Linked DNA regions of Homo sapiens: region 2 is linked to region 1. Evidence: chromatin loops called from intact Hi-C (ENCODE). Cell type or tissue: A673. All regions are shown on one strand. Links, peaks and the distances in the headings refer to the core of each region. The heading gives the core; the rest is flanking DNA. Region 1 has its middle 210 kb from the start of PLXNA4-AS2. Region 2 has its middle 140 kb from the start of PODXL.

Region 1 (2,918 bases), core at 291-2,790:
CATTGTGTATGTGAAAATATCAGCAAATAAAGAGGCAAATAATAAGCTGAAAAACATTTTTGTAACGTTCGTATCAAACAAAAGATGAATATATTTACTATAGAAAGAGCTCCTAAATTAATTTTTAAATAAAAGATGAATTATTTTAATAGAACAAAGCAAAGGAAATAAACAGGCAATTTAAAAGGAAATTTAACATGGTTACTATATGAAAAATGTTCAACTCCATGCGTAGAGGAGGATATTCTCATTAAACCAAAATATTGTTATTCATCTATAAAACTTTTAAATATGGGATTAAAAACTCCACTAACTATAGTCAGTGTTAGCAGATTATGGATGTGAGAGTATACGCTCACATTCTGCAGCTTTGAGGGTGCATTGGTACAGCCCTTCTGGAGAATTAGTTGAAATATTGATGCTATGAATCAGAAATTTTAAAAATATGCGCATATTTTGATCTAGCAATTCTACTTCTGAGTAAATTTCTTGAGTAAATAATAAGTATTATGCCAAATATATATATACTCATTAAAGCATTATTCATAATAGTACCCTCCAGACTTTAAAGTCATATATCCCTATCAGTAAAAAACAACTAAGTAAAATTAAGCATGTACGCTAATCTATCTATATATTTTTAATAAATTACTTACGCGTAGCATCATAATAATATAGAACTTGTAAACATATGAAATAGATATGTTAAAAGTTGAGTTAAGTAGAAACAAAAAGACATACTAATATGTATGTTTCCCAGCAAACAAAAGGAATTATCTTGTGTAATTCCTGCAGTGGAAACTCCTGACTCTGGAAACCACAAATTTTATTATATCAAAAGCTGGAAACATCTTAAATGTCTACCAATAGTTAAGTGTTACATAAGTTTTGTTTGATATAATGGCCAATATGATGGAATAATGTATAGCATTTTAACAGTACAGTGTAGAAAGAAATGGATTCGAAAGCACTATAAGGAATGATTCCACTTCCCTGTAGTGGTAAAACCGCTTTTAGTAGACTAACTCGTGTACGAGTTAAAATATTAAAAAAACAACAATTTGAAGGAGCTGGAGAAGGATCAAAGACAGGCATGGTTAGAGGGGAATTGACTCTTGAAAGTAGGGAACTGTGCAGGGAGAGATTCACGTTTATGGCTTAGTCCCTAGGCCACTCCCAGGCACTCAACCTGACATAGAGCTGGAGTCCTGGCAGAAGCTGAGAAGCACCGCTTGCAGCATCAGGAGACAGAGTTCACGGTAGCCAGAACAACTACAAAGTCATGGTGGAAATCTCAGAGAAGGGGTCCAGAGAAGAAGGAGCCCCAAAATCTACATATAAACTTTGACCAAATTCTTGGAGGACCCCTGAATTTGGCACCAAGGACCCCAGCAAAAAGTGCAACTGGAAGGTTGAAAGAACTGAGCAGAGATTTCTGGTGCTGCCCCCTGCAGGAGAGACAGGATTTGGAGTTTGAGTCCAGTCAATTGAAGTCACTGCTGGAATGAAAATAACACTCTTCAGAGAAAGAAGAATCCAAGATTCTGCAACGTATCACTCTCAATGCCCGGCACAGAATAAAAAACTATCAGACATGGAAGAAACAGGAAAATATAACCCACAGCCAAGAGAAAAAGAAGTCCATAGAGAAATAACCCAACACAGTAAATGCAAAATGTGTAAGAACTTGAAGTCAAATATGATTCTAATGAACAGATGAGGAATTGCTGCAGAGAAATGAAAAAGGAAAAAAAAAAAGAACAAAATAGAAATGCTAGAACTAAAAAAGAAGATCTGATTTAGAGAATTCACTGGATGGGCTTAGCAGTCGATTGGAATGAGAAAAGAAAAAGTTATTGAACTTGAAGATAAATAAACAGAAATGATGTAATCTGAAGAATGAAGAGAAAAGATATTGGAAAAAAATCAATACAGCCCCAGTGGTCCGTGGGGCCATATCAAGTGATATAGTGTAGATGCTCTATGATCAAATGCAACGCTTGAAAGGTTTATCTGACCTATCCTTCCTGGTGAGCATAATTGTTACTGTATTGTCTGGTTATAGACACCAAGGGGAACCACTGCACCTATAAGCGTATGTTTGATTTTTATATTCATATACCCAGCCCAGTGATATTTTACCTTCTGTCTGCTCATACTGTCAGTTCCCCAAAATTACTTATTGACATTACTGGTAGTAGAAGTTTTCACTGAAGCCATGCACTGTGTAACCATTATTGGGAGATGGTTCTCATCTGATGTCTTGTTTTTCTGTACATCTTGTGCGCAGAGGTACTGATTACTTTTGTTCTGAAATATCTTTTGAGTGATTTTTATATAGGAAACACCTTTGGAAGATATAGTTTTTCTTTGCACTGCAAAGGGGGAGGCTGATTTACTGTCCAGTATAACGATTATGTCTCCCTCTAGGACAAAGGTCAGGCAGGTTTAGAATGGATTACAATCGGCTAATAATTGCCCGATAGAAATTGATTCGAGTTTCCCAGTTGTCAGGGCTTTCTTCTGTGACTCAATCCACTGATTGTGTGGGTGTCACATAGCCCTCTTTATTCCTGTGGAAATTGAGCCTTGGGGACCTGGTGCAAATGGTGACATCCTGGCTATTGCTATTAATAAGAGAGACCTTTGTCCCTCACCTAGAATACCTTGAGTCTTCTGCTAGCACCCATGAAATTGTGGCAGGTTAACTGGTTAGCTTGCAGGGAGGGTAAAACCTCATACGCTTCAATCTTCAATTTTTAATTTTTTTCCTCAAAGACAAGGTCTTTCTCTGTCACCCAGGCTGGAGTGCAGTGGTGCCATCATAGCTCACTGCAGCCTCAATCTCCTGGGCTCAACCAATCCTTTCACTTCAGTTTCCTTAGTAGCTGAGACTACAGGCATGCACCACCATGCTC
Region 2 (2,918 bases), core at 249-2,748, 360 kb before region 1:
CCTAGGGAGGACGAGGGTTCCATCATCAAAAGAAGGAGTCCAACTCCAGCCTGTTGCACACCCAGGGTGTGTGGCTTTTTCTTTTTTTTTTTTTGAGATGGAATCTCACTCTGTCACCCAGGCTGCAGTGCAGTGGTGTGATCTTGGCTTACTGCAACCTCTACCTCCTGGGTTCAAGCGATTCTCCTGCTTCAGCCTCCAGAGTAGCTGGGATTACAGGCATCCACCACCATGCCCGGCTAATTTTTGTATTTTTATTAGAGACGGGGTTTCGCCATGTTGGCCAGGCTGCTCTGGAACTCCTGACTTCAGGTGATCCACCTGCATTGGCCTCCCCGTGAGCCACTGTGCCCGGCTGTGGCTGCTTTTATCTATGGACCTTGGCTCTTCCCGGACACTTGGAAAGCAACAGGAGCACAAGGTTAAATGATCAACCATCCGAACTCCAGCCTTGCTGTGGGGGCTAGCCCAGCATCTCAGCATCCTAGGGGCTGTCTAGCTGCTACGCTGGGGCGGGACCTCTGTGCTCTACAATACTTACGTTTTCTCAGACCTCTGCTTATCTCTACTTAATGTGCCTTCCAGTCTGTTATGGAGAATACAGACCACTGTTAGACCCAGCCTCTCCCCGCCCACACCTGCCTGTCACCAGGCAACAGGTTGGGTCTGGCTCTGGGGGTAGAGGAAGTTTTTGTCAGAACAAATTCTCATGCTCTGGGGCCACCACAGGGGCCCAGAAACACTTGTTCAATATCACACATCAGAGCAGAGGCAGACATTATGCTGGGTGCAGCCCAGCACCTGGTTGTGCCACTGTAGTTGAGGGATACCAGCTCCTTGGGCTTCCATGATCTCACTGGAAAAACAGAAGGAACCCTACCTGCCCTGCCCCTGCCTTTCAGGGTCGTCTGGAAGAGCTGTGATGTTCAGTGAACATGAACGTGCTCTGTAACCTGGGAAGGGCAGTGCAGATGGCAGGGGCGTGTATACACTTACTCTTCAGGCTGGCTTGCGAGCTCCCATCTCTCACCCTCCTCCCCCTGCTCTCCTTTTCTGTGCTGCCCGTTCCCTCTCTGCAAACTGGGAGTTATTCTGGCCGCAGCCAGTTCCACGTCCCCACTGAGGGCCGCACCCCTGAATGTTCCCTGTTGTAAAGCTGTGTGGAGGAAGGGAGGAGGCCTTTCTGCGTATTCTGTCTTGTCATCAGCCCGCGGTGTTCCAGAAGCTGCCAGCAGGGGGCAGTAGCACCGCATCCCTGGGACCCTCCCGGCGCTTCCCGGCCACGGCCCTGGGCTCCGATGAGGCCACCTCTGTGAGTGGGTGTGTGCCTGCCGGTCGCAGGTCGAGAATGTCTTAATGACTTGTGCCGCGTGTGCGCGCTCGATGAGCAGAGGGCCTGATGCGGCAGGGCCACCGTGGGGGCCAGGCCTGGAAACACGTGCTGATTTCCTTTGGGCAGCAGGGGTTGAGAGGGGGAGTTGTCCTGGTGACGCTAATGGGGAGGCCAAGGTGGCCTTCAGGGGCTGCTTGTGTAACACACGGTGGGGGGGACCGTGGGTGTGGCTCAGATGAACGCAGAGGATGGGATGGATTCCACTGGCCAGGTCCTCTAGGGTATCCTGCTGAGCCCGGGTAGTAACAATGACAAGGGCACACCCACCCAGCGGGCCTTGAGGCAGGCTCTCAGCCTCCACCCAGGCCCCTCTTGACCTTGCATGGACCAGAGGGGCTGTCCTCTGTGCCCCCACCATTGTCTCTTCAGCCCCCTCCGACCGCACTCAAACTCCTGACATGAACCCCGGCTCCCAGCTGCTCTAGCTTTTGGAAGCCCCTGCACTGGGCTCAGCCATTTCCCCTTTCTGGATTCCTGGGCCCCTCAGGACATGGCTGTCAGCGCCACTGAATTGAGACTGGAGGCAGGTGCCAGGTTCCACTCATAGTGATGGGTCCTGCCACTCAGCATCTGGCAGCATTGCAGGATGATGTTGCAGGACGGTGCCTGCAACCACAAAGGGCTTGGCCCAGGGTCTCTAGGGACTTGCAACCCCTTGAGGAAAGATCAACTCACCTGCATCTAGAGTTTCTGTTATTGTTTTTTGCCTAGAGGGAGTTTTTGAGGGGGGGCCTCAAGGTGGGGTGGAGCCCCTCAGCACCATTGTCCTCTCTGCCATCTGAAACAATGGCCAGCCCTGTCCTGTGCCTTGGAGGTCACCCTGCTTTCCTGGGTGATGCAGGGCCTCTCTCGCAAGCTCCCTCTCCCCAGAAAGCAGGGATTGAACACAGTATTTGCTCGCACCTGAGAAGTACTCCATGCTGCAGAAGATCCTGTGGTGAGGATGTCAGGGTTCTGTTCTCTGCACTCCTGAGCTTTCCAGGCGTACTGTTATTTAATTATTCATTCTGCAGTGTTCATTCATTCACTCACTGGTTTATCACACATTATCGAGCCTCTACTACATACCAGGTGTGTATTCTCTCTCCCTCAGTTAGGGAGGGGGTGTTTCTGGGCTCTAGGAATAGTCTCACTCCTCCCTCCCATTTTATTATTTATTTATTATGTTTGGAGATGGAGTTTCACTCTGTCACCCAGGCTGGAGTGCCATCTCGGCTCACCCCAACCTCTGCCTTCCAGGTTCAAGTGATTCTCCTGCCTCAGCCTCCCGAGTAGCAGGTATTACAGGTGCCCACCACAATGCCTGGCTAATATTTTTTTGTATTTTTAGTTAGAGACGGGGTTTCACCATGTTGGCCAGGCTGGTCTTGAACCTCCTGACTTCAGGTAATCTGCCCGCCTTGGCCTCCCAAAATGCTGGGATTACAGGTGTGAGCCACCGCACCCAGCCCCTCCTCCCTCCTAAAGAGAACCATTGGTGGGTCCACATGTGGGGACAGACAGGGGAGAGTACGATGGAGCCAGA

What was found. Peaks named below come from ENCODE experiments on the same cell type or tissue, not always from the same donor. Only the 100,000 strongest peaks of a DNase experiment are listed, where the experiment ranks them.
Region 2: a loop joins it to region 1, with 13 times the contacts of the local background. A loop is called at or near these places in 25 of 110 quality-filtered maps.

Annotation. Positions count from the first base shown.
Region 1 is chr7:132,048,460-132,051,377 of GRCh38, forward strand. No RefSeq gene overlaps it. Among named protein-coding and RNA genes, the nearest start is that of PLXNA4-AS2, 210 kb to the right of the region's middle. In A673, for the core only: CTCF peaks have their summits at 1,458 (motif pointing left) and 1,665; a DNase peak (open chromatin) is centred at 1,452; H3K27me3 peaks cover 966 bases.
Region 2 is chr7:131,690,994-131,693,911 of GRCh38, forward strand. No RefSeq gene overlaps it. Among named protein-coding and RNA genes, the nearest start is that of PODXL, 140 kb to the left of the region's middle. In A673, for the core only: a CTCF peak has its summit at 1,246 (motif pointing right); a DNase peak (open chromatin) is centred at 1,258.